Regions from separate parts of the Mus musculus genome. Here regions 1, 2, 3, 4 and 6 are each linked to region 5. The links are chromatin loops, found by intact Hi-C in ENCODE. Cell type or tissue: heart. All regions are shown on one strand.

The links. Peaks named below come from ENCODE experiments on the same cell type or tissue, not always from the same donor. Only the 100,000 strongest peaks of a DNase experiment are listed, where the experiment ranks them.
Region 1: it touches region 5 in a loop (4-fold over the local background); 9 of 42 quality-filtered maps call a loop at or near these places.
Region 2: it touches region 5 in a loop (2.7-fold over the local background); 2 of 42 quality-filtered maps call a loop at or near these places.
Region 3: a loop joins it to region 5, with 3 times the contacts of the local background. A loop is called at or near these places in 2 of 42 quality-filtered maps.
Region 4: it touches region 5 in a loop (2.4-fold over the local background); 3 of 42 quality-filtered maps call a loop at or near these places.
Region 6: a loop joins it to region 5, with 3 times the contacts of the local background. A loop is called at or near these places in 9 of 42 quality-filtered maps.

The regions. Positions count from the first base shown.
Region 1 is chr2:153,348,914-153,352,913 of GRCm38, forward strand. It overlaps Asxl1 (additional sex combs like 1), which reads left to right. Exons shown (of 13, transcript NM_001039939.2): 2 at 3,276-3,358. Among named protein-coding and RNA genes, the nearest start is that of Asxl1, 5.1 kb to the left of the region's middle. In heart, no CTCF peak of the experiment used is centred here; no DNase peak of the experiment used is centred here; H3K4me3 peaks cover 1,696 bases; H3K27ac peaks cover 1,900 bases.
Region 2 is chr2:153,240,098-153,244,097 of GRCm38, forward strand. It overlaps Plagl2 (pleiomorphic adenoma gene-like 2), which reads right to left and starts at 1,261. Exons shown (of 3, transcript NM_018807.5): 1 at 1,179-1,261. Pofut1 (protein O-fucosyltransferase 1) reads left to right here and starts at 1,435. Exons shown (of 7, transcript NM_080463.3): 1 at 1,435-1,628; 2 at 3,541-3,662. The coding sequence starts at 1,490. In heart, a CTCF peak has its summit at 1,502; a DNase peak (open chromatin) is centred at 1,344; H3K4me3 peaks cover 2,646 bases; H3K27ac peaks cover 2,101 bases.
Region 3 is chr2:153,146,326-153,150,325 of GRCm38, forward strand. Hck (hemopoietic cell kinase) reads left to right here. Exons shown (of 13, transcript NM_010407.4): 12 at 2,622-2,753. Among named protein-coding and RNA genes, the nearest start is that of Tm9sf4, 13 kb to the right of the region's middle. In heart, a CTCF peak has its summit at 1,595 (motif pointing right); a DNase peak (open chromatin) is centred at 1,556; H3K27me3 peaks cover 1,069 bases.
Region 4 is chr2:153,155,622-153,159,621 of GRCm38, forward strand. No RefSeq gene overlaps it. Among named protein-coding and RNA genes, the nearest start is that of Tm9sf4, 3.7 kb to the right of the region's middle. In heart, a CTCF peak has its summit at 1,869 (motif pointing right); no DNase peak of the experiment used is centred here; H3K27me3 peaks cover 254 bases.
Region 5 is chr2:153,444,519-153,448,518 of GRCm38, forward strand. All of the region lies in intron 4 of Nol4l (nucleolar protein 4-like), which reads right to left. Among named protein-coding and RNA genes, the nearest start is that of Nol4l, 83 kb to the right of the region's middle. In heart, a CTCF peak has its summit at 1,821; DNase peaks (open chromatin) are centred at 273 and 983; H3K4me3 peaks cover 1,825 bases; H3K27ac peaks cover 2,799 bases.
Region 6 is chr2:153,343,289-153,347,288 of GRCm38, forward strand. Asxl1 (additional sex combs like 1) reads left to right here and starts at 2,542. Exons shown (of 13, transcript NM_001039939.2): 1 at 2,542-3,102. The coding sequence starts at 3,046. 2500004C02Rik (RIKEN cDNA 2500004C02 gene) reads right to left here and starts at 2,522. Exons shown (of 2, transcript NR_040318.1): 1 at 2,333-2,522. In heart, no CTCF peak of the experiment used is centred here; DNase peaks (open chromatin) are centred at 2,323, 2,963 and 3,153; H3K4me3 peaks cover 2,713 bases; H3K27ac peaks cover 2,663 bases.

The DNA of each region.
Region 1 (4,000 bases), 96 kb before region 5:
GGAGAAACAGCCAAGGAGATTTTCTTTTAAATTGTGTACTACACTTAAATAGATTTCTCTGGCTTTTGAGAAATGCTACATTGCATGCTTTGTTTTTGCTCTGATTCATGTCTGAACATTCTTTTTTTTTTTTAAGATGTATTTATATTTATTTATTTATTTATTTATAAGTACCTAAGTACACTGTAGCTGTCTTCAGATGCACCAGAAGAGGACGGCAGATCTCGTTACGGTTGGTTGTGAGCCACCATGTGGTTGCTGGGATTTGAACTCAGGACCTTCGGAAGAGCAGTCGGTGCTCTTAACCGCTGAGCCATCTCTCCAGCCCATGACTGAACATTCTTATATCAAACATTTTTTTCCTTTCAAGTAGAGAGTTTTTTCTTTCCTTCAAAAAAATATGTGGTCTAGAAAGACTAGCAATAGAGCACTGCTGGATTGTTCTGAAAACTAGTGGTTTATATACAATTTTAATGAAAATGAGTACTTTATATCTTCATACGTAATATCTCTTTAGAAGTTTTTTTTCTTCTGTTTTAAGATTCTCAGGGTCTTTCTGGCTACTGTTTAAATAATTGGTAGGTATTTTTTTCAGTCATGCTCTTTTTTTCCCTTGTAGGAGATTTGTTAGATTTGTGTGTGTGTGTGTGTGTGTGTGTCAGTGTCAGGAGAGGCCCAGAGTTAAACAGGTATTTTGGTTTCTGTCTTTTGTTTAGGAATAAATATGCTTAGTTCCTCACTTCCCTTTGAAGTATCCTGGCTTGGGAGATTACTTTTACTGTGGAACAATGGGTTCACTGAAAAAGAGATTTGACTCTGCTGATATAGATTAGGGAGTGCTTCCAGAGGGAAGGTAGTTTCTGATCTGAGCCTTGAACAGTTAGTGAGATGTAGGTAGGCCTGTCACAGAGGCAGAAGCTGATGAAAAAAACATGGCTGAAGGAGGAGAGAAAAACTACATGGGTGTGAATATATTTGCAAAGTGTGCAAATGGGGTGAAACAAAGAGGAATTGCAGGTATGAAGATGTGTGGGTCGGTGAGGCAGTCTTGCTGGGGGGCAGATAGGTTATTGAGAGGCTTTGTGTGCCCAGCTTCTGGGCACCTACGGGTGCTTACTCAAGTTCTTTTCAATTTGAAAAATGACCCTGAGAGGAAAGTCTTAATACTTGAAGAGTGAGAGATTCCCCCTTTGGCTCAGGTTGGATAGGTACATAGGTACTTGCTTCAGTTTGGAAGAATAGAATTGAAATCTTATCCTGTCTTATTCTAAAGCCTGCACTTTAGTGGCTGGCTGGGTTCTGGAAACATACTTTCTGCTGCTTATGGAGAGACAGAGTTGCTGAAGATGATTTTGAAATAGGAACATGAAGGTAGACTGTGTGGTCTGCTACAAGGCAGGTTCCGTGTGGTTTTAAGTGAGGGATAATCACAAACAGGAATGGATTTGAGAACAGGGCTGGACTCAAGGATATAATTGAAAAAGCTGTTGTGTTGGGTCACTGGCTGTGGTAGTGAGCCAGGTAGATGAGAGCGAAGGGTGCTACATGTGTGTTGTTAAATTAGGTGCCAATTAAGGTAAGGAATGTAGGGAGAAAGGGTAGGGATGGAGGGGGAGATAAAGGAGAGTTGCTCAGGTGAATTAGAGTTGAATGAGTTAAGAATGGACAGTTAGACTGATGAGTCATACAGAACTACTTGACTCTGAAGCTTGGGAGAAGTCGGGTAGAGGTAGATAGGGTCGGAGTCATCAGGGTTAGAAGCAGCACTAGTAACTGACAAGAGCAGTGTCAAAATGAACAGAGAGGCTAAGGAGGAAAAAGGGGAGGTTTGCTTTAGTATTTCCTTCTCCAAACTCTGACTTCCTTTAGTGATAAGGTCTGTTGTAGCCTTCCTTTGGAACTTCCTGCCTGCCCACCCCACCCCCATCCCCCTTTAATAAGTGACAGAACTTGGGTGTTACACTTGTTAGCTTGGAGTGCCTGCAGCAGCTGCTCAGGTGTCGAAAGTGAGATAATGAAATGACAACGTTCTTTTCCTGTTAGAGGAGCATTTCTGAAACAGCTCAACTTTGTGAAGATTGCTGAGGAAGTACATTAGTTACAGACCTAGTTACTGATGGACTAACACAGGCAGGAAATTAGGTTCCTCATTGTTATGTGAGTCACAGAGAAAACTTACAGCATCGTGTTGTCGAGTGACAAAATGTACTGTGGCAGTTAACCCCAGAATTTCATGGTTTAATGGGAAAGAACTGAAGCTGGGCATGGCTCACACTTGTAATCCCAGCACTTGGTAGACAAAGGCAAGCGGGTCTTTGTAAATTTGAGACTGACCTAGTCTACATAGTCAGTTGCATGTCAGATGGGACTGCATAGTGAGACTGTATTTTAGAAAAACTTCATATATACACACATACCCAGATGAGATAAGGGAATTAGTCAAAACTTTTTTTTGGAGGCTAGTTTTTATTATGTAGCCTGGCTGGTCTTGAAGCCACAGAAACCTGCTTCTGCTGGGATTAAAGGCATGCGCCACCACACATGGCCTTGGAAGGTCCTTGAGTAAATTTCAATCTTGTCATGTATTTTGCAGAAGTTTTTTGTTGTTTGTTTTGTTTTGTTTTGAGACAGGCCTCATAAGAGGTTGCCCTGCCTTCTGAGTGCTGGGATTAAGGGCATGTGCCACTGTTGCTCAGTTACAGTCTATATTTAACGACATTAAACTATGCAGTTTCCAGAGCTGCTAAGGTCTTATATATTATTACACATTGATGTTAAAGTAGCTGTCCTTAGAATTGAGAATTAGAATATTTTCATGTAATTGTGGCTTTTTTTCCCCCTAATTGCAGTGAACTTTCAGTGTACTGCTAAGAGTGTGATTTGAATCTGAAGTAATTGTTTTAATGCCATGTTGGGGCTTTGCACTTCTGCCATCGAGCCATATCTATAGCTCCAGAGTCATTTTGATAGTGGTAAATCTCTGGGGCTGGAGAGATGGCTCAGCGGTTAAGAGCACTGACTGCTCTTCCAGAGGTCCTGAGTTCAAATTCCAGCAACCACATGGTGGCCAACAACCACCCATAATGAGATCTGATACCCTCTTCTGGAGTGTCTGAAGACAGCTACAGTGTACTTACATATAATAATAAATAAATCTTTTAAAAAAGAAAAAGATAGTGGTAAATCTCACCTGTCACTGACAGCTCCTCATAGCAGGCCATGCTACAGACTAATGAACGTTTCACACTGAAATCAGAACGTTTCTGTTTTCTCAGGTGTTAGAAAACTACTCAGATGCTCCAATGACACCAAAACAGATTCTGCAGGTCATAGAGGCAGAAGGACTGAAGGAAATGAGGTTTGTATTGCTCTTACTGTTTAAATGACATATGTGCCTGTGAGAGTCATCTGTTGGTCTATCTGTGGTTGTGTATGTAATGGTAGTGTATCTGGTGTGTATTTTGAGGGTGGGAGTGGAGTGGGTAAACATCTGTTTGTTTACATCAGAAATACAGTCTTTCACAAGACCTTACCTAGGTCTTGACTTACAGCTAGAACTGGGTTCTTCTTTTCTTTTCTTTTCTTTCCTTTTTTTTATTTACATGAGTACGCTGTAGCTGTCTTCAGACACACCAGAAGAGGGCATCAGATCCCATTGCAGATGGTTGTGAGCCACTATGTGGTTGCTGGGAATTGAACTCAGGACCTCTATCAGTGCTCTTAACCGCTGAGCCATCTCTCCAGTCCGGAGTTCTAACTTTCTAATACAGTTTTGTTTTTTTGTTTTTGTCTTTTTTTATTTTTATTTTTATTTTTTTATTTTATTTTATTTTTGGTTTTTTGAGACAGGGTTTCTCTGTGTAGCCCTGGCTGTCCTGGCACTCACTCTGTAGACCAGGCTGGCCTCAAACTCAGAAATCCGCCTGCCTCTGCCTCCCAAGTGCTGGGACTAAAGGCGTGCGCCACCACGCCCGGCTCGTTATTTTGTTTTTTAAGGTAA
Region 2 (4,000 bases), 200 kb before region 5:
CAAATGGCTGCAACTCACTCGGGCCTCATTTTCACCTACCACCCCTCCGCAACTTAGCAGCCTTTCCCCCAAGAGGAGAGGGTTAGAAACCCAAGGCCAGACTTATCACAGCCCCAGGCTGACAGGTGGAAAAACACACAAGCCAGGAGTCGGTATGCTTGCAGGTGAAAGCCCCAACTCCCAACACGGCCAGGAACGCGGCCCGCCACCGCGCCACCGCCCCCTCCCCCCCCCCCCCCCGCGACCCCGATCTGTTCCAAGCTGGACTGAAGCATGGGGCTGAAGTTGTAGGAAGTCTGGCCCTTAGGCCAGCGGAGAGACTACCCTATTTTGTAGTGTGAAATGTTAAATTCTCCCCACAATTGGAAGGTGGATGTAAAGAGTGGAGACAAGAGACGGGAATTCAATAGTAAGTCTAAAAAGTCTAATAGGATCTGGGGTGGGAAGAGCAAGCATGCACGGTAAAGAATTACGAGCACGTTATTTGAGTCTCTAAGAGACCCCATGGGGGGAAGAGGTAGGGAGATTCTAAAGGTCGAAAGAGCGAGTTCTCTGAATTTCAAACGGGTGTAGAAATGGGACCCTCCCGAAGGAAAATGCCTAAACTTTCCACAATATGATCACTGGGAAGGGAACTTCAGCTAGGGCTTTATTTTGGGTTCTTCGGCCCGAGGTACTGCAGAAAAGCCTGAAAGCAGGTTTATGAAAGTCTGGAAAACGAAAGAGCTTAGAGCAGACTATTTGGAGCAGGAAAAGGAAGGTTATGTGGGTCGGGGTAGGCGTGTCCGAGGGTGGGAACAGGTGCAGCTTATCTATGCCCCCCAGACCGCGATCCCGAGGAAGGTTAGCTGCGTGTTATCTGGGTCTCCAGGGAGTCTGGGGGGTCCAGACTAGGGGACCCTCAGGCTGAGTTTCCAGGTCTAGGAATGGAGGGAGCCTGAAAGGCTTGTTCCGGTCCCCTGGGCACAGGTCTGAGGTCCGGGGAACGTTTTCGTCACTACGGGGCCTATCGGGGGCCCGGCTAGAGCAAAGGGGGCCCCTACTCAGGGGTGTGGGCGACCGCGCTGGGCGGCCCGAAGTGAGGGGCGCCGCCGCTCCGAGAGCCGGGCGTGTGGGCGCAGCGCGACGGCCTCCCGCCCCGCTCCCCACCATCCCCCAGGACCCTCGCCGGCACTCACTGCGCTCGGGACCCCGCGCTGCGGGCCGGGCCGCGCTCGGGCTCCGCCAGGCCCGCTCAGGCCCCGGTAGTGGCGGCGGTCGGGCCATTGTGCGGTGCATTGTGGGAGCCGCGCGAGCGGGCGCTCGGGTCGTGGAGGGGGCGGTGCCGCGGGCTCTCTATGGTCCCGCCCGCCCGCGGGCTAGAGAGGCCCAGCCGGCGCGCGGGCGGCGCGCGGGGAGCACTGGGAGCGGGGCGGCCACTCGCGCCTCTTCTTCCCTCCCACCCCCTCCCCGCCTCCGGGCCGTGGCACTCTGGGGCTCTGCCGTCGACATGGGCGCCGCCGCGTGGGCACCGCCACACCTGCTGCTGCGGGCGTCTTTCCTGCTTCTGCTGCTGTTGCTGCCGCTCCGCGGGCGGTCAGCGGGCTCCTGGGACCTGGCCGGTTACCTGCTCTACTGTCCCTGCATGGGTAAGGCCTCCGGAACCCTCTGCTTAAACGGAGAAACTGAGGCGGAGGAGGCGGAGCCACTTCTCTGAGGCGCCCGGAGACTTCTCAGGTCCAGAGGAGAACACCAGAGAGGGGCAGGGCCTGTGTTCTTCCCTGCCCTACTTGCCTGGGTACAGAGGACCCATTGGTGTTCAACTTGCCATTCGACAGATGGGAGAAGTTAAGTGACTCACTCGAGGTCTAATCAGTCTCAGATCAGTAGATGGAGTTTGTAGGACAAGACCTGCCCGCACTGTCTCGTGGCAATTCTTGCATTCATTCAGCAAAGAATTTATATGCCCCCCCCCCTTTTTTTTAATGTCCCAGGCGCTGTTGTCTGTGCTGGTGGTGAATGAAACAGATAAATCTCATAGGATTCTTCATTTTAGGAAGACAGACAATAAAAAGTTTTTAAGTGCGTGCAGAATTTGTACAAGATGATTCAAACTGGGGTAATAAAAGATAACCAAGGACTCCTAAGAACCAGCGGAGGGATGCAACTTAAATGCAGTCGTGGATCATCATTATATAATCCATCCCTTCTCTCAATCCTTGAGTAGCTTGCATTCCTGACCATGGCCATCATCTGATGGCCTGACCTTGCAAGATTGGCTCCACTCTTCTCCACACCCCTTCTCCCATGGCCCTCTGGCTACAGCCATAGTAACCGGCTTTCTATTGCTTACAGACATAAAGGTCTATGAGCTATTCTTCTCGGAGTACCTTCCTATAATTTCTGCTAACTCTTTCTCATCCTTGAAGTCTCAACATACGTGTCACCAAAGAGGACTCCATTGACCTCTCTACTTGTCATTTCCTGAGTCTCCCTGTCACCAAACCTTTTCATTTTTTCCCTTGCAATCATCAAAATATACCATAAGGAATTTGTTTTCATGTTTAGTGTCTCCTAACCTGAATTAGAATGGAATGCCTTGAGGACAGAAACCTTATCCTTCTGATTTTATATTATAACATCTAGCACAGTACCTGGCACATTTCAGCCTTGCAGTGTTTCTGGAATGGATGAATGGCTGCCATATTGATGATAGCCAAATGTGCTTGCATACAACTTTAATCTCAGCACTAGAAGCCAGAGGCAGGTGGATTTCTGTGAGTTTAAGGCCAACCTGATCACATAGAGAATTCCAGAGTAGCCAGGGCTACATAGTGAGACTCTGGCAAAACAAAACAAACAAAAACCAGATAGACCTTTGTGTTTAAAGCATTCACAGCCTGCATAGACAGCCAATACAAAAAGCTGGAAAATGAAAGCAGACATATAAATGACTGAAGTGTTTATAGCTAAATGGTAAAGCATTTACCCAGCATGTCAGAGATACTAGGTTAAATACCCAGCACATAAATACATAATCTGATTCACAGCTGTAATTCTAGCATGTAAGAGGTGGAGGTAACATGCAGGAAGATTGTTACAAGTTCAATGACAGACTGGTCTACAGAACAAGTTCCAGGACTATATAGATCCTGTCTCAAAAAACAAAACAAAACAAACCTCAATGCCGTGCTGAGAGTAAAGGAAATGGATAGGAGTTGTTTAAAAGTGTCTTAGCAAATGAAGCATCAGGGTCACCTTCATGTACAAGTGAGTGGAGACAGGTCTGAGGACACTGCTGGCAAAGATGGCAGGTAGAGTGGGGATGATTATAACATGTTTGAGAAACAGCATGGACTCTGGTGGGGCAGTGGCAGAAGGACCAGGACCTACAGGCCCTCAGATGTCAAACCTGGAAGTCTGGACTTTCTCTCCTGTGCCAGTGTTGCTAGCTCACTGTTCCTTGGCCTTCCCCAGTCTTGAATGCACATCTTTGCTGAGCCCTTCGTACACCATGCCATTAGGCCCCAGGCCACTCTACCCACAATGTACCATTTCCAGGGCGCTTTGGGAACCAGGCTGATCACTTCTTGGGCTCCCTGGCATTTGCGAAGCTGCTGAACCGCACCTTGGCTGTACCTCCATGGATTGAATACCAACATCACAAGCCTCCTTTCACCAACGTGAGTATTTCTGCTGACCTAGACCCTTGCCCATCCTTCCCCACACTTGCAGACTTGCTTGACTCCAAGGCCTCTGGGTTTTCTTCCAATCTGCTGTTGTCCTCTTCTCTACCTAGAAATAGCAATAACTAGCTTTTTTTTTTTTTAACCGAACACCTGTCATGTACCCCGCATTGTCTGAACGCTAGATGAGGGTTAGCTCATCTTTCCTATAGCTAATCCTCGAGGAAACCAAGGTCTAGAGAGGAGAGGTAACTTAGGTAACTTGCCAAAGACTGCACAGCCTGTGGGTAGTAGATCTTTTTTTTTTTTTTTTTTTTTTTTGCTTTTTCGAGACA
Region 3 (4,000 bases), 300 kb before region 5:
AGTACCACATAAAAGAGAAGTATGACATAAAGAAAATGGCTGACTTAGAGTTGGGCTGTGAATCGCAGCATGCAGGAGGATACCATGGAGCCAACCCGGGATATGGAGACCCTGTCTCTCAAAAGGAAAGGAGAGTCTGGAGAGATGGCTCTGTGGTTAAGAGCACTTGCTGCTCTTGCAGAGGACCTGGGTCCTGGCACTCATATGTCGGCTCCCAATCATCTAATCCTAGTTCCATGGTTCCAATACCCTCTTTTGGATGCTGAGGGCACCAGACATGCATGTGGTACACATACATATATGCAGGCAAAATGCCCCTACATGTAAAATAAGTCATTTCAGGACCAGTTTTTTAAAAGAAAAGGAGTGGCAAATTGGCTGAGTGAAAGTGCCTGCTGCCAAGCTTGAGGTCCTGAGTTCAAGCCCCAGGATCCATGTAGTGGAAGGAAAGCACTGACTCCTGCTGGAGGCGTCCTCAAACCCTGACAAAAACTGACACTCCCACCCCTAGCAGCCACAACTGCTCAGCTAGGGGTGGGACTTCAGAGGCCAACTTCTCATCTCTGCTGGGATTTTGTCCAGTTGATCTTGTGCTGGTTTTGTGCAGGCAGACATAGCTTCTTCGAGGTCTGGTGTGTTATGGTCCTGTCATCCAGAAAATCCTCTTTTACAGCATTCCTCCACTGTCTATGGCTTTACAATCTCTCTACTGCCTCTTTCTGGATGATCTCTGAGCCTGGGAAGGGTGTGTGTGTGTGTGAGAGAGATGTGGATATTTCCTTTAGGGTTGAGACTTGTCAATACTTAATCACTTACTCGGCCATAATACAAGCGTCGCCGAATTCCAAAGAACATGCAGATGGTCTCTTAACTTAGCGGTTGCTTGGTATATGGTTTTAAAAATAGCTTTATGGGACACCTAAAAGCACTAGCATTTTCATCATACAAAGGGGCTAGCTTTAGGTGCTCAGGCCTGCGCTGGGACTTTAACCATCTTCTACCACAGTAACAAGAAAAGTGAATTAGGGAACAAAACAGACCCGGCCGAGCTGATGTGTCATCACCACTGCCAGGAAGTTGAAAAGACAGGGAGCATGAATTCAAATTAGCATCATGTGACAGGGGCCTCACATTAAGAGAGTAGCACAGGGGGAAAGCCTCCATTGCTAGTGTCAGCAGTGACACTGGCATCTTTCCACTTAGGATCCAACCCTAAGTGGAGGCAACAACAGAGTCAACATGGCAGTTTGGAGTGGAGCAAGAGTCCAGGGCTAAGTGTCCTCAGGCATCCCTAGGACTGGCCTTCCTCTGGTGCTGCTACTTTTGTGATGAAGCCAGTCAGGTTTATGTCCAGCTCTGAAAGGCTCCCAGGCTTATGGCTGTTTAGGGGGATATGTGCCTTATGGACATTAAGCCACTGGAGACGGTGGTCTAGCCTCTCTAGCCATGAAACCAAATGTCCCACTGAAGTCTTTGAAATGGAACTGCTTGCAGCCTTCTAGCTCCTTCCGCCCTACAGCCCTGCAGTTTGGCAACTGCTGTTCCTGCCCCTCAGCACTCAGCCTGTTTTCTGCCTGCCGTGATAAGGCATGGACAGGAGGTGGCAGCAGAGAGTGATTGAGAGCCTGGTCATTTATCTCCAGTGTTCTGATGGTACAGACATAGTTGCATTGAGAAGAAATGATACAAAGGTGGGCATGGTGGTACATGCCTCCAGTCTAGACACTAGGGAAGTGGGCAGAAAGACCAGGAAATCAAGGCCATCCTATCTAGGCTATGTAGTGAATTGAGAGCCTGTCTCATAAAAATGAGTGAGTGAGTGAGTGACTGAGTGACTGAGTGAGTGACTGAGTGAATGAATGCATGAATATGCTCTCCCTTTGGATTTTGATCTCTTTCCATGTCTATTAATATACTGTCCTCCCTCATGATGCTGAGCCAGGGCAGTGAGCTACAGCTCTGATTTAGCCAAGAGATCACCAGAAGAAACAAAAAAAGAAGCCATGATATGCAGTTGCTGAACTACAGTGTTCAGTAACTAAGTGTTCGAGGCATTTTTGACTTCTGCATTTTGCCTTACAGTGAGTGTATCGTAATCCTGAATCAAGGGGCAGTTATATATCCTATAGACCATGTTCACCAATTATACTTTAATTAAGACAAACACCCACAGACTGCTCATCAAATCCATTCTAGAGGGAGGAAGGGAAGAATAGGAAGGAAGGGACACTCTGACTAGGGCAAACCTCAGACGACAGCTGAAGTCCTCTCCTGCACGCCATAGCTGGGGAGTGGATGGGGTGAGGTATCAGCTGTGACCTAGACTCAAGCCCCCCGGAGATCACTTATCCCCAAAGACCTCTGGGTCTCCACTTATCAGCGTTAACATTTAACAGGCAGCAACTGAATCAAGGATGTAGCCCCCAGAGTGAGCTCCCACATTATATCCACTCCTCTTTGATCCAGTGTCTGTCCTCAAGACAAATGTCCCTTGGTAACATGGGTAACACATTGCAAGGAAATCGCTATTTGTAGAGGGCATGATTCCCCTCACCCTAGCAGAGCCCCAGCCCTCATTGCTCCTCAGTCTCACCGTGACTCTGCTCTGCTCAACCCTGCAGGAGCCAAGTTCCCCATCAAGTGGACAGCTCCTGAAGCCATCAACTTTGGTTCCTTCACCATCAAGTCAGATGTCTGGTCCTTTGGTATCCTGCTGATGGAAATTGTCACCTATGGCCGGATCCCTTACCCAGGTAGGAAAAGGGACATGGGCTTAGGGGTGTCTCCAGCCCAACCTGGCAATGGCCCATCTCGTCAGTATGTCTATTACACTCAGCTCTTGATCTTCCCCCAGTCCCTCTCCACCTTTCTCATATCAGAGGTACTGCCCTCCACCATCCCTCCGCTAGTGTAAGGGGTTGGCTGGCTATCTCCTCTTTCCCACACCTTACTGCACTCAAGCAATCGAAGTTCAGCTATTTGAGCAGGAGGTGGATGGGAAGATCTGGAGAAGTAGCATGAGGCTGAGAAGAAGTCAACTTTTTTTTTTTTTTTTTGAGACAAACTCTTACTCTGTAGCTCTGGCTAGCCTGGAGTTTGATATGCAGACCAGGCTGTCCTTGAAGTCCCAGAAACCCATCTGCCTCTGCCTCTGCCTCTGCCTCTGCCTCCCAAGTGCTGGGACGAAAGGTCTACAGCATCACACCTGGATGATCTCTACTTTTAAGAGATGTATACTTGAGGCTGGAGAGGTGGATCAGAGGTTAAGAGTACTTGCTCTCCCAGAGGATGAGGGTCCAGTTCCTAGCACCGATGTGGTAACTCACAACTATCTCATTCTAGTCCCAGGGGATCTGATGTCCTGTGATGGCCTATGAGGACACCCGTATACACATGGTGTATATATGCACACATATACATGGAGGAAGAACACTCATACACATAAAATACAAATAAATAAATAAATCTGAGGGGCAGGCCTCAGTTCCATGAGAATGGGTGAAAGTATGTGATCAAGGTGGCACACGGGCAGCTGGGGCAGGTGGTGGCACATGGGTACCTGGGGCAGGTGGTAGCACATGGGCAGCTGGGGCAGGTGGTGGCACATGGGTACCTGGGCCAGGTGTTGGCACATGGGCAGCTGGGACAGGTGTTGGCACATGGGCAGCGGGACAGGTGTTGGCATAGACAACAGAAATAAGCTGATGAACTGAGCCACATTTCAAAAGAAGCAAAGAGAGCCAAGGCTGGCTGTCCTGATAGTGAAGAAGCTGTGGAAATTTGGGGTGATTCACTAGAGAGGATGGCCGTCCAACTAAGATATTTAAAGTTTCTTGTTTTTGCTCTTAATCACTGACCCATCTCTTCAGCCCTAATCACAGAAGTTTAAAAAATACTAAAAATAAAAGTAAAGTTGGTAACCATAGTTATTTCATTGTTGTTTTTAGAGATAACAGATGTAAACTTAGAATAAGGAAATGATGGTGTTCAGAGTGACCTT
Region 4 (4,000 bases), 290 kb before region 5:
TCTAGGCTGGGTGAGGTCCCAGCACTTGGGAGGTAGAGGCAGGTGGATCTTTGTAAATTCAAGGCCCGTCTGGTTTACCTGTGTATGGAGTTCTTGGCTACACAGTGAAGTCCTGTCTCAAAAGAAAAAATTAAATCTATTAAAAAACCATAAAATGTGGAGCCACATTTCATGTTACCCCTTCTGTAGGAAAGTAGTAAGCACTCATGCTCTGGAAGGAGGCAGGAGGAAGGGAATGGACAGGTGGCTTATTTAACTGTGTGGGCTGAGGTCAGGGACAAGGAATGCTCTTGCTTCATCTTACCCTGAGATGTGGAATGAATAGACCCCCTAACTCCTCTACTTTGTCATGTGTCTGTCCGCACCATCACATATACTGTGACACAGCGCTCTATCAGCTTTCACTCTGGGTTCTCTTCCTCTTGAGGGGGTCACAGTGACCAATAGTTGTCTCTGTAACCATTTGTTTTTCAGGGTCACATGATCATCTAGTATGAAGGCCATTCTAATTCTCCCTCTCAAAGCAGAATACAAGAAATTAAGTTCTGGCCAATGATTTTAAGTAGTAGTGTATAAAGTAGTTTTTAGGAACCCCACTCCCACACCACCCCCAATCCTCGGGATAGGAGACAGGAAGTAGCTGGCTCATTTGGAAAGCACCATGGAGTCCAATCTAGTGAGCTTCTTGTCCCTTCTTCTTGAGTTTTGAAATCATAAGCATGTGCCACTCTGTCTGGCTTCACCAGTCTTTTTTTTTCCTTTTTATTACTTTTGAAGATTTATTTTTGATCACATGTGTATGTGTCTGCGTCTGCGTCTGTGTGTGTTTCTGCATGGGAATTTGGGTGCCTGTACACATTACAGCCATTGGATCCCCTTAACTGGAGTTGTAGGCAGTTGTGGGCCTGGCACTCACGCTGGGAATCAAACTTGGGCCATCTGAAAGAGCAGCATATGTTCTTAATGACTAGGCTGTCTCTCCAGCACCACCCCTCCTTTTGTTTTCCTTTTTAAAGATTTAATTTTAACCCTAGAAAAATAAGTAAAGGCAGCTAAGGAAGGCTAGGAGAGGGAGACACGGTCTTCACAGGGGAGAGAACACCAGTTGGCTATCCAACACCAAACAGTCAGCCCTGAGAACATACACATGCAAGCAACATTATGTGGACGGAGCAACATTATGAGGCCACAAATTTGATTGAGAGCAAGAAGGATACATGGGAGGGGTTGGAAGAAGGAAAGGGAAGGGAGAAATGTAATTATGTTGTAATCTCAAAAGTTATTATTATTATCATTATTTTTTTTTTAGACAAGGTCTCTCTGGCTAGTCCAGAATCCACTGGGACCAGAACTGTAGATGAGGATGGCCTCAAACTTACTGAGCTCCACCTGCCTCTGTCTCCCAGATGCTGAAATTAGGGCATATGGCACCACATCTGACCACATTTTCAAATATATATATTTAAAAAAAGAAAAGACTAGCTGGGCAGTGGTGGTGCATGCTTTTAATCCCAGCACTTGGGAGGCAGAGGCAGAGGCAGAGGCAGAGGCAGAGGCAGAGGCAGAGGCAGAGGCAGAGGCAGAGGCAGAGGCAGAGGCAGAGGCAGAGGCAGAGGCAGAGGCAGAGGCAGAGGCAGAGGCAGAGGCAGAGGCAGAGGCAGAGGCAGGCGGATTTCTGAGTTCGAGGCCAGCCTGGTCTACAAAGTGAGTTCCAGGACAGCCAGGGCTATACAGAGAAATCCTGCCTCAAAAAAAGAGATTTGTGTGTGTGTGTGTGTGTGTGTGTTTATGTGTGTGCTTGTGTGGCATGTGTACAGTACCCATAGAGGCCAGTAGAGGGTAGCAGGTCCCCTGGAACTGCAGTTACAGGTGGTGTGAGCTGTGAGTGGGAACTGCAGGGAACATGCTAAACCCTAAGGAACCTTTTTATAAGTCAACTGGTATGGGCTCTTTGTCCCTTATTTTTTATATCTCTCCTTCTGCCTATAATCGTTTTCTTTAGCTACCATACTAGACCTGGAGGAAGATGAATGAGCCAGAAGAATGGTAAAGCTGGCTAAAGCCTAAATCTCTGAGTAGACTTTAGAGAACTGCCCACCCTAACAGCCTGATCTGTCTCTCTCCTGCCTTTTACCTCCAAAGCCAGGGCTCCTTTCTCTTAGAGTGGGCTGGGCTTTCTTCTGCCATGATGTGCATTACTGTGCCTGGGGTGTGTGTGTTGCATGTATATTTTAAACTGCAAAAGCCTCAGCTGTTATTGTTCCCAGAATGGTGAACTTACCACACAATCACCCCTTTGGGAGCGGGTAGCCCCCTTTAGTGCGTGCAGCTCCCTAGAAAACAGCAGGTAGCATCTATTGCTGTACACATTCAACACCCGCCTACACACACACTAAGTAAATAAATATATGTAACAAGGGTCATGACTCCTTTGTGGGGTCAAATGACCCTTTCACAGGGGCTGCCTGCAACCATCAGAAAACACAGATATTTACATTAGGATTCATAACAGTAGCAAAATTACAGTTGTAAAGTAGCAACAAAAGTAACTTTATGATTGGGGGTCACCATAACACCAGGAACTGTATTAAAGGGATGTGGCATCAGGAAGGTTGAGAGCCACTGGTCTAAGGGATGGGTCTATAGTTTCCTCACTGAATAAGCTTCAGATACTCACAATGATAACTTGCTTGATGTCATACCCTTTCCAGATAGTGTTCTAATATCAACATAGACTTAGAACTTGTTCACATTCATGAGAAATATATAGGAGAATGCTGGGTGTGGCAGTGCATGCCTGTGATCCCAGAACTAGGGAAGCTGAAATGGAGATTGTGAAATGGAGGAACGACTTTAGCATAGAACGCAATAAAAGATGAAACTGAAATAATGAAGGCCTGTCATGGCTCATCAGGGGCTTGAGCAACTGTATGCAACAGGAGGAAAGTTTTAAAACAATCATATATTTTTGTGCTGGTTATAGTGTAACAGCAATAGATGCTACCTGCTGTGAAGGGTAATCTATGATACTGAGCTGACAAGATGGCTCAGTGAGTAAAGATGCATACAGCCAAGCCTCAAGATTTGAGTTCAAACCCTGGGGCCCACACTGTAGAAGAAGAGGATCAACTCCTACAAAGTCTGTATGTGCAACAAGGCATATGATCATATGTACACACTCAACACCCCCCTACACACACACTAAGTAAATAAATATATGTAACAACATTTAAAAATGACAATCTTTGGGATGGAGAGATGGCTCAGAGGTTGAACACACTGACTGCTCTTCCAAGGTCCTGAGTTCAATTCCCAGCAACCACATGGTGGCTCACAACCATCTGTAACATGATCTCAGCACCCTCTTCTGACATGCAGGCAGAATACTGTACATAATAAATTTTTTTAAAAATGACCATCTTGGAGCTGGGCAGTGGTGGCACACATCTTTAATCCCAGCACTTAGGAGGCAAAGGCAGGTGGATCTCTGAATTTGAGGCTAGCCTGGTCTACAGAGTGAATTCCAAGACAGCCAGGGTTACACAGCAAAACCCTGTCTCAAATATATATATTTCCTTATCAATATAAATATCTTCTTTTATATTATGTGTAGGGGTATTTTGCTGTATATATGGCTACGCATCATTCACATACCTGGTCCCTACAGAGGCCATAAGAGGGCATCAAACCCCCTGGAAATTGGAGTTACAGACTGTTGTGCGCAGCCATGTTGATGCTGGGACTCAAACTCTGATATTCTAGAAGAGGATCTTCCAATGGTCTTAACTGCTGAGTCATGTCTCCAGCCCCATCAGTATTACTCTTTAACCAGACATAGTGGTAAGAAACTTCCAGGACTTAAGTTGCAGTAGAACTGGCCACAAGTCTGCAATTCAGAATTACTACAAGACTATCTAGTAAATCCATCCTGCTTCTCTAGCTCTGTGCCTCTTGGGAATATATCTGCTCTTTGGGATGGTGTGTTGGTCCCAGGCATTTA
Region 5 (4,000 bases):
GGGCGGGGGTGGCCAGGGGGAGGGCCCAGGCGAGCGGCGGCGGCGGTGGCGGCGGCGGCGCCGCGGCCCGGGAGGAAGGGGGAGGGGGAACCGGGTACGGAGAGGCGGGGGAGGGGGCGGGACCGGGCACGGGGCGGGGGCCGGGGGGAGGGGAGCACAGGAGGACGCACTCAGGGGGAGTAGGAGGAGCAGCAAGAGGAGGAGGTGGAGGGGAGGGAGAGAGGGAGGAGTGGGCATGGGGGGGAGGGGGAAGAGAGGAAAAGGAGGCACCCGGGGAGAGGGAAGAGGAGAAAGGAGAGTGGGGGAGAAGAGGAGGAAAGGGGGGGGACCGTTGGGCCAGGTATGGGGAACAGGGTGCTCTGGACGCGCCGCTGTTCGCTCCTGGGTAGAGCTCTCTTAAGGGAGAAGAGCTTGGAGGAAGATCCCTTCAGGGCGCGCAGCCGAGAAAAGGAGGCGTTGGGAGCTGGGCTCGCCCTGGCTCCCTGAGGCTGCGGACTTCAAGTCCTGGGCGGGGTAGGGACATACCCTGCAAGCTGTCTGTGTTCAGAGCAGGAGAGGGAGACTTGGCCCAAAGAAAGTGACTAAGGCAGCATGGTCGAGAACTCTTGGTGCCATGGGGCCTCCAGACAGCCCCCGACCCTACGCGTCTCTCAATCCCGGGCGACACGGGTGCTCGTTGTGCAGGGCTGCGGGACCCGAGTGTTCAGCCTAGGAGGTCCTAGTGGGACGCTGACAAGGAAAAGCCAGGCACGTGGCCGACTCTGGGTCGGGCCCCCGCCCACATCTCAAGGCCCCCTTTTCTCGATCAAGTTCAAGCTTGAGCTCCTCAGCACCCTACCCACGGGCCGCCTCCTCCCCTCCCCTCGCCTCTTCTCTATTCTACACCATCTCGCCTCTCACTCTTCCTTTGTCTCTTTCCCACCACTTAGTTTGCACCCGCCCCTGCACCCCTCCTCTTTGCCCAGCGGCCAGCTACAATGTCTAGGCTGCGCTCACCTGTTCGACCCAAACATTCCGGCGACCCGGAGCGCCCGGCGCCCGCCACCCGCTCGCTCCCGGCTCCCTCTGAGGGCCCCCGCCCCACTCTGCGGGTCATTGTGCTCTAGCAGACCACTCGGTGCCGGCTTCTTACGCCGCGCTGGCTACAGTTGTAAAGTCATAGCATAATATTAAGAATGCTGCCCAGACCTGGGCGCGCACAATCTGCGTGGTCTCTGCAGGAAAGGGAAGACGCACGCCGACTCAAGGTGCGGTCTTCCTCGGGGCAAACAGACCTTCTGCTTCGGCTTCAGAAGATAGAATGGGGCGGCGCGAGGTGACCAGAGGGGTGCCCTGAACCTCCGAGCAACCTCAGACTCGCCTGAGACCTAACAAGCCAGTCTCCAAACCGCAGAATTAAAACCTCGACAGAGAAAAATGGGTTAGGGGCAGACGCCCCCCAAATTCCCACCACCAGTTCCAAATCCCGGGTTAGAACACATGGGCCTCGAATAAAGCTTGTGCTTTAACAAGGATAGAGATAGTAGACGTTCATGGAATTCTGTAGGGAGATGCCCCGCCCCCCAAAAGAAACCCAATAAGGAGCCCACCTTCTGGTTCCTCTAGAAGGAAGGGCAATTTCTACAGATTCCTTTACGCTACAACTCATTTACAGTGGAGCCTGCAGAGGAGAGCAAAGGAGACAGCCACTGCGATTGTTTGTAATTTTGAAACAGTCTGCCTTTAACCCTCCCAACTTTTCTTTTAAAAGCCCTTTTCTTTCTTCCTCTGAAAGCGTTGCATTGTGAACAATCTGTGATAGACAAGACTCCCTCTACAGGTTTGGTCTGTAACTACAACCACAGGTTCGGAGCTCCGTGTTCACGGATTAGTAAAGATGACATACACTTCAAATTAACAGTACACAGACTGCATTCTGCACATGCTAAAGATTTTACTGTCAATAAGAAACCCACGCTTTTAAAAAAGGATTTAGGCCTGTTACTCATTAGCGCCTTTTACTCCTGAAATTTAATGTGTTTTCAAATCAATTCACCGATTCCTGCTTTCTCTGTTAGACCTTTACTTCATATCCTTTGAGGTGTGGGAGTCTAGGGTCTTGGCTTTCCTCATGCCAATTCGGGCTCAGGATTTTCCTGCCTCTTTCCAAAACATTTCTTGAGACCTTTGACCTCGCCTGGCTTGTATCACTATTTCACTGCAGCAGTAGACATCTGGGCTTGAAACATAAAGCCACAGGCAGCTGAAGTTCAAAGGTGGAATTGAACCCAGATAACCCAGCTTTCCTCAGACTCATAGAACAGTGAAGCTCAGGAGGGTAGGGCTACTAATGCACCTTGGATATCTGGGGAGCACTTATGAATGCCAGGAGCCTCCCAAGATTTATCCTTACAGGGCTGCCCCTCCTTGAGGAACCTTGTGTTGGTGGTTTTCAGTGTCCTTGTTCCTCTGGTCAACTCCCACTGGCCTTAAAGTGGCCACACTGTGGGTCTCCACAAAAAATTAGATGACCCAGTTTTTTGACCAAGAATTTTCCCAGCTCCCAATGAGGGGAGGGTCCATAGCACGGGGGAAAAGGCTGGCCTTTGCCTTTGTGTCACCTCCAGGCCCAGCAGTGGACACTATGAAGCACCTACAAAAGCAGAGGCCAGGCCAGGGGATATGAGGAAGGACAGGAACTTAGTACAACCAGAGTGGACACTGTTCAAGCATCTGAAAGCATTTGAAAAGCCATTTATCACCACAAATTACTTCTAAATGACAGAGGGGAAGGAGTACCTGCCCTCTAGAGTGATAGAGCATTCACCTCCCAACCAAGCCATCAAATCAGCTGCCCCCAAAGGGCAGTTATCTGCCTAGAGTGTGTGCATCTTCTGAAGGTGGCAGAAACTGTGTTGGTTATTCCCTGTGCCAGGTCCCTCTCACCAAAATGTTGAATCTGAACAAGAAATCCAGAAAGACAGGGCAGTGGTGGTGCACGCCTTTAATACCAGCACTTGGGAGGCAGAGGCAGGCAGATTTCTGAGTTAGAGGCCAACCTGGTCTACAGAGTGAGTTCCAGGACAGCCAGGGCTACATAGAGAAACCCTGTCTTGAAAAAAAAAAAAATCCTGAAAGAGGGCTCTCCACAGACAAATAGTCCTGGACTATTCAAAAACACCCATGAGTGGAGTGTGTGGCACATGCCTGGAGTGCTGGTTACAGGAAGTAGGACAGGGGCAGCATTACAAGTTTGAGGCCAGCCCGGTCTCTATGTCAAGATGCTATCCCAAAAGCCAAAATACAAATAACAAAAAACCACTTATTGTTATTAATGTAACTGTTGTATGCGATGAAACTAATGGGTCAGGCAAGCTCATGAAATGGACCAGCTGCTCCTGACAGCAAAAGCTGGCAACCAGTGAAGACCTTGAGACATGGCCTTCCAGGCAGATACAGATTTGTCAACTGGTATAAAGGTCCTGGAAGCTCTTTGGTGCTGAGCGTTACAGTGGAGGAGGAGGAAGAGCTCAGGGAGGGGGAGACCAGCATGGCAGAGCACACAGGACCCAGGATGCACAAGTGTGCCCAGTCTGTACACAGCTGAGAGGCTTGGGAACTTCATTTGGCCTGCTAAGGCAATGCAAGCTCAGTTAATGTAAAGGGACATCAGAGGGCAGATAGCATAGAAGCAGTCTCCTAGGGACACTGGCTCAGCAAGTATAACACTGGGTCCCCACCCCAAGTTCCTTGCAATAAACAAAGAGAAAGGGACTAGCCCAAGGGACCGACTCAAACTCTGACACCACACAGATGAGGCAGCAAGTTTCAGCCTCTGTAGTCCTGCTTGACAGAAAGTCTTCTACTTTGAAATTAGAAACCCGAGGCTGGGAATGTAGTTCATTTGTTAAGAGTATATGTCTAGGGGGCTGGTGAGATGGCTCAGCAGTTAAGAGCACTGACTGCTCTTCCAAAGGTCCCGAGTTCAAATCCCAGCAACCACATGGTGGCTCACAACCAT
Region 6 (4,000 bases), 100 kb before region 5:
CCACTTGTGAAAACTAGGCAACTGCTTGCTGATACAAACTGAAAAGGTCTGACACAATGTTTGCATTGGGCTTTATTGGCTGTAACAAGTTAAAGCAATAGGAGCTTAAAGCACACTGAGAAAAGCCTGTTGCTTCCTGGGCCAGGAGTCCACATACTGAGTGGGTTTCAGTGGTTCCCTGCTCTAATCTGAGGCTGAAGTCAAGGTATGTATTTTCTTTTCTGGAAACTCTTGTTTCTGAGTTCATCTGCACTGTCAGAGTTCAGCTCCACTGGGTTGAATGACTAAGGTCCCTAATTCCTCACTGCTGTTGGCAGGTTTAGTCCTGATGCTGCTTACATTCCTTTGCTTTCTGCTACTTCAAAGCCAGTAACAGCAAACTGAATTGCTTCACATTTCCAAAACACCTATACTTTCTGGGACCCACGTGGCCCACTCAGAAGTCTAGGATGATCTTCCTAAGGTCTAAAATTGATCTGCAAAGCTCCTTTTTCCAATGAGTGTAATGGAGTTCTGGGTCCCCACCCATGGGTCAAGCCAACCTGCAATACTTAATAAGAACTTGTCCCAAAACATAAAGGGCTTGAAAGGTAGGACAGTGGTAAAGCATCTACCATGCATCTTGAGCCCAAGTCCCAACACAACAAAACACAAAGCCTGCATTTTACAGTCTTCCCTATTCAACCCTTCCAAGTGTGTGGCTTTGTTGGAGCTATGGATCAATTCAAAACATCTGAACCACTATCCTCTCAGAGGTGATTGTCTCAGCTGCAGATTGAAAAACTATAAGCAAAACTACCAAAGGCCAGGGTTAGTGGGGCATGCATTTTAATCTCACATGTATTAATGGGAGGCAGAGGTAAGACAATAGAAGCCCATTGACGCCAGCCTGTCCATATTGTGAGTTTTTGTTTCAAAATAAAAAAATAGTGAAATGGTGTTAGGATATGCTCAGGGATTGTGGGAGGTCCTCAGTTCAACTCTCTCCCCACCAACAGAGTCCTAATATACACCTAATTTAATCCCAGCACTTGGAAGGCAGTGGCAGGTGGATCTGAGTCCAGAGCTAACCTGGTCTACACAGTGAGTTCCAGGCCAGTCAGGTGTCTGTCTCAAAAACAAAACCTAAAATGTCAAAAACAATAACAATAAAATAATTTTAGATGTAGTTCTCCCCTCGCTTTTGGGATGAAATGAGAAGAGTGTTTCTGTTTATTGAATTTGAGTCTTGGGTGAGCACTAATAAGGACCGCTGAGTCCTTTAGGTACAAGGGTTGGACTGCTGGGTGATTTCTTCGTCTCAGCACTGGCTGCCTGTGTACTAACACCACAAGAGTACAGGGTGTTTTTTTACCCACATAAACCTTTCAAAAACTGTAAAACCTGGCCATCAATCCAGTTCAAGACTGTAGAGATGTTTCTGTACTTTGGGCCAACAAACACAGAAAAATAATGTTCTGGGTGCTTCAAACCTTATCATCCTGTCACTGCAATCAAGGAACAGAGGCTCCATTGCCCACTGTGTAGTAATAACAGCTCTCATTTATTCTACAGCAGAAGCCAAATTACATGAGCCTAATATCAGGATCTTCCACATTCTCTCCCATCTTCTAGATACTTCATGCTAATTTGTACCCCATCAAGGTTGTGGGATACTATGCTAACATTGATCAAACAGGCTCAGCGGGGTTAGGAGTAGTCAAGGAGTCACAACTAGGATTCTAAATCTAGGTTGGCTGACATTAGGACTTGACCTCTCTCCGGGCAACTGCGTCTAAATATACACTCAGGTGCATTTAGATTTCTGTGGATGGACCTTCAGTGTTTACCTACTATCGGATCATCAAATTCACCTGGCGGCAACGCTGCTGGAAACTGCAGGTGCATTCTCTGCAAACACACAGAGGTATTACAAGAGGAAATGGGTTAATCACCTAAGTCGGTCAATCGTGCAATAACCGTTTTACTGATATGAGTGTCTCTTTGCTTATTACTATGCGCCAGTTGACTCATTTAAGGGTGGGCCAAAAAGAAAAGTCCTGCTTTTTGTCACCCACCAGAAGTCCAGAAGAGAACTGTGTATGCGGTGGGGGATGGTGCAGTGGAAGCAGGGTAGCAGACTACCAACTCCAGATCCGAAACCGCACTGGACCCGCCACCAGAATCAAAAAAAAGCTTTGAACGGGTTAACCGCGCGCGCGGCCAGGGGGGAGTCCAGCCACCGCCCCTTCCCAGCACCACCTCCCAGAAACCCTCAGGCCTCCGCTAGTTCCCGAACCTCGCGAGACCCCGCCCCATCTTTTTCTGACCGACTTCCCGCCCCCTTCTTTACCGTGCTTGGAGCGCAGCGGGGTACGGAAGAAAGTGGGCGGAAAACAGGAGCCCGGGGCACTCCGGGAAATGTGGTCCAAGCACTTGAGGCAGCCATTTTCTTCCGGAGAGGGGTAGGCCAGGAAGCCAGTGAGGACTACAAATCCCAGCCACCCTTTCGGTTTGTTTTTGTTCAAAAAAAAAAAAAAAAAACCCACACTCCCCCTCCTCACTCTTCTCTCTCACACACACGCGGGCACACACATACACACACATACCCACGGCAGACACGCACGCATCCGAGCGTCGAAAGGAAAGCCGCGTCTCGCCATCCGGGCCCGCCCGCCACTAGTTCGCTCTTGGGTTTCCCAGCAGCGCGGGAACGCGGAGGCCGGAGCCGTGACCTCTGACCCCGTGGTTATGCGGAGCCGCCGCATTCCTTAGCCATCGCGGGGCTGCCGCTGCCGCTGCCACCGTGGGCGACTGACGCAGCGCGGGCGCGTGGAGCCGCCGCCGCCCCTCCCCCCAGCGCCACCCTCGCGCCGGGGTCTCGCTCTAGCCAGTCCCGGTGCGCCCGCCCTCTCCGGCCGCACCCGAGCCCTCGCACGCGCCGCCGCCGCCACGCGCCCCCCGCCGCTGCCGCCGCCTCCGCCCCAGCCCCGCGCCGCCACCGCCCCAGTCCGCCCCGCCCGAAGGACCCGCGTGGAGCCGCCACCGCCGCCGCGGAGGAGGAGGATGAAGGACAAACAGAAGAGGAAGAAGGAGCGCACGTGGGCCGAGGCCGCGCGCCTGGTGAGCCGAGCTGCCCGGGGGGCCGCGGCGGGGGGCGTAGGGGGTGGGCTCCGCGCGGCTCCCCGGGCGGGGGAGGGGCGAGGCCCTGCCCACCGCAGCAGGGGGCGGGGCCGCCCGGGTGTGGAGCTCCCGAGGTCCCGGGCCCGAGGAGGCTGGGACGCCTTTTCTCTGCATCCCCCCACCCCTTGAATTCCTGCGGAGGGGCGAGCTGGCAAGCGGCTCCTCCCCCCTCCGAGCGCCCGGGCGCCAGTCTCCCCTCCCCCCACGTTGGCAGCAGCAGCGGGGGGTCCCGGGGAAAGCGCCCGTTTATTCTTCTGCGGGGAGTTAGGTTTCCGGGAAAGGTCGGAAGTGCTTCCCCGGACTTCTTCGTGGGCAGAGGTGTGTGGGTCACTAAGACACCGTAGGGGTGGGAAAAGTGCCCCTGGTTTCAAGGACGCGAGAAGCATTTAGAGCGTTGGCAATTTAAACCAGGTGTGTGTCGGAAAGCAGTCGCTAAGGACCGATGTGAACCCTGAGTAGTGGTTCTCAAACTACTAGAGTGCCCGGTGGGAGCATACCTGGGGACTTTGTTTCAAACATTGGCACTAGGGCTCATTTTAAACACACTGAACTCGAGATTCCTCTGAGAAACAGTACTTTAGGCAGCTGCTTAAGCGATTGTTATGCCGGTGACCCTCGAATATTTAAATCACACTGAGCCCTGTGACTACAATGGGGGGTAGGCAGTTTGCAGAGGAGCAGAATACACTTTGCCAAGAATGTGTATCTGTTTGAGGCTTCCCTTCTGAGGGTTTAGTTAAAAAAAAAAAAAAGTAAATAGGTTTTTGAGCTCGCTACCTGCCCAGAGGATTTGTGGCTTTTCTGTTTCCCAAGCTTCAGTAGACTTGTGCGATAGCTT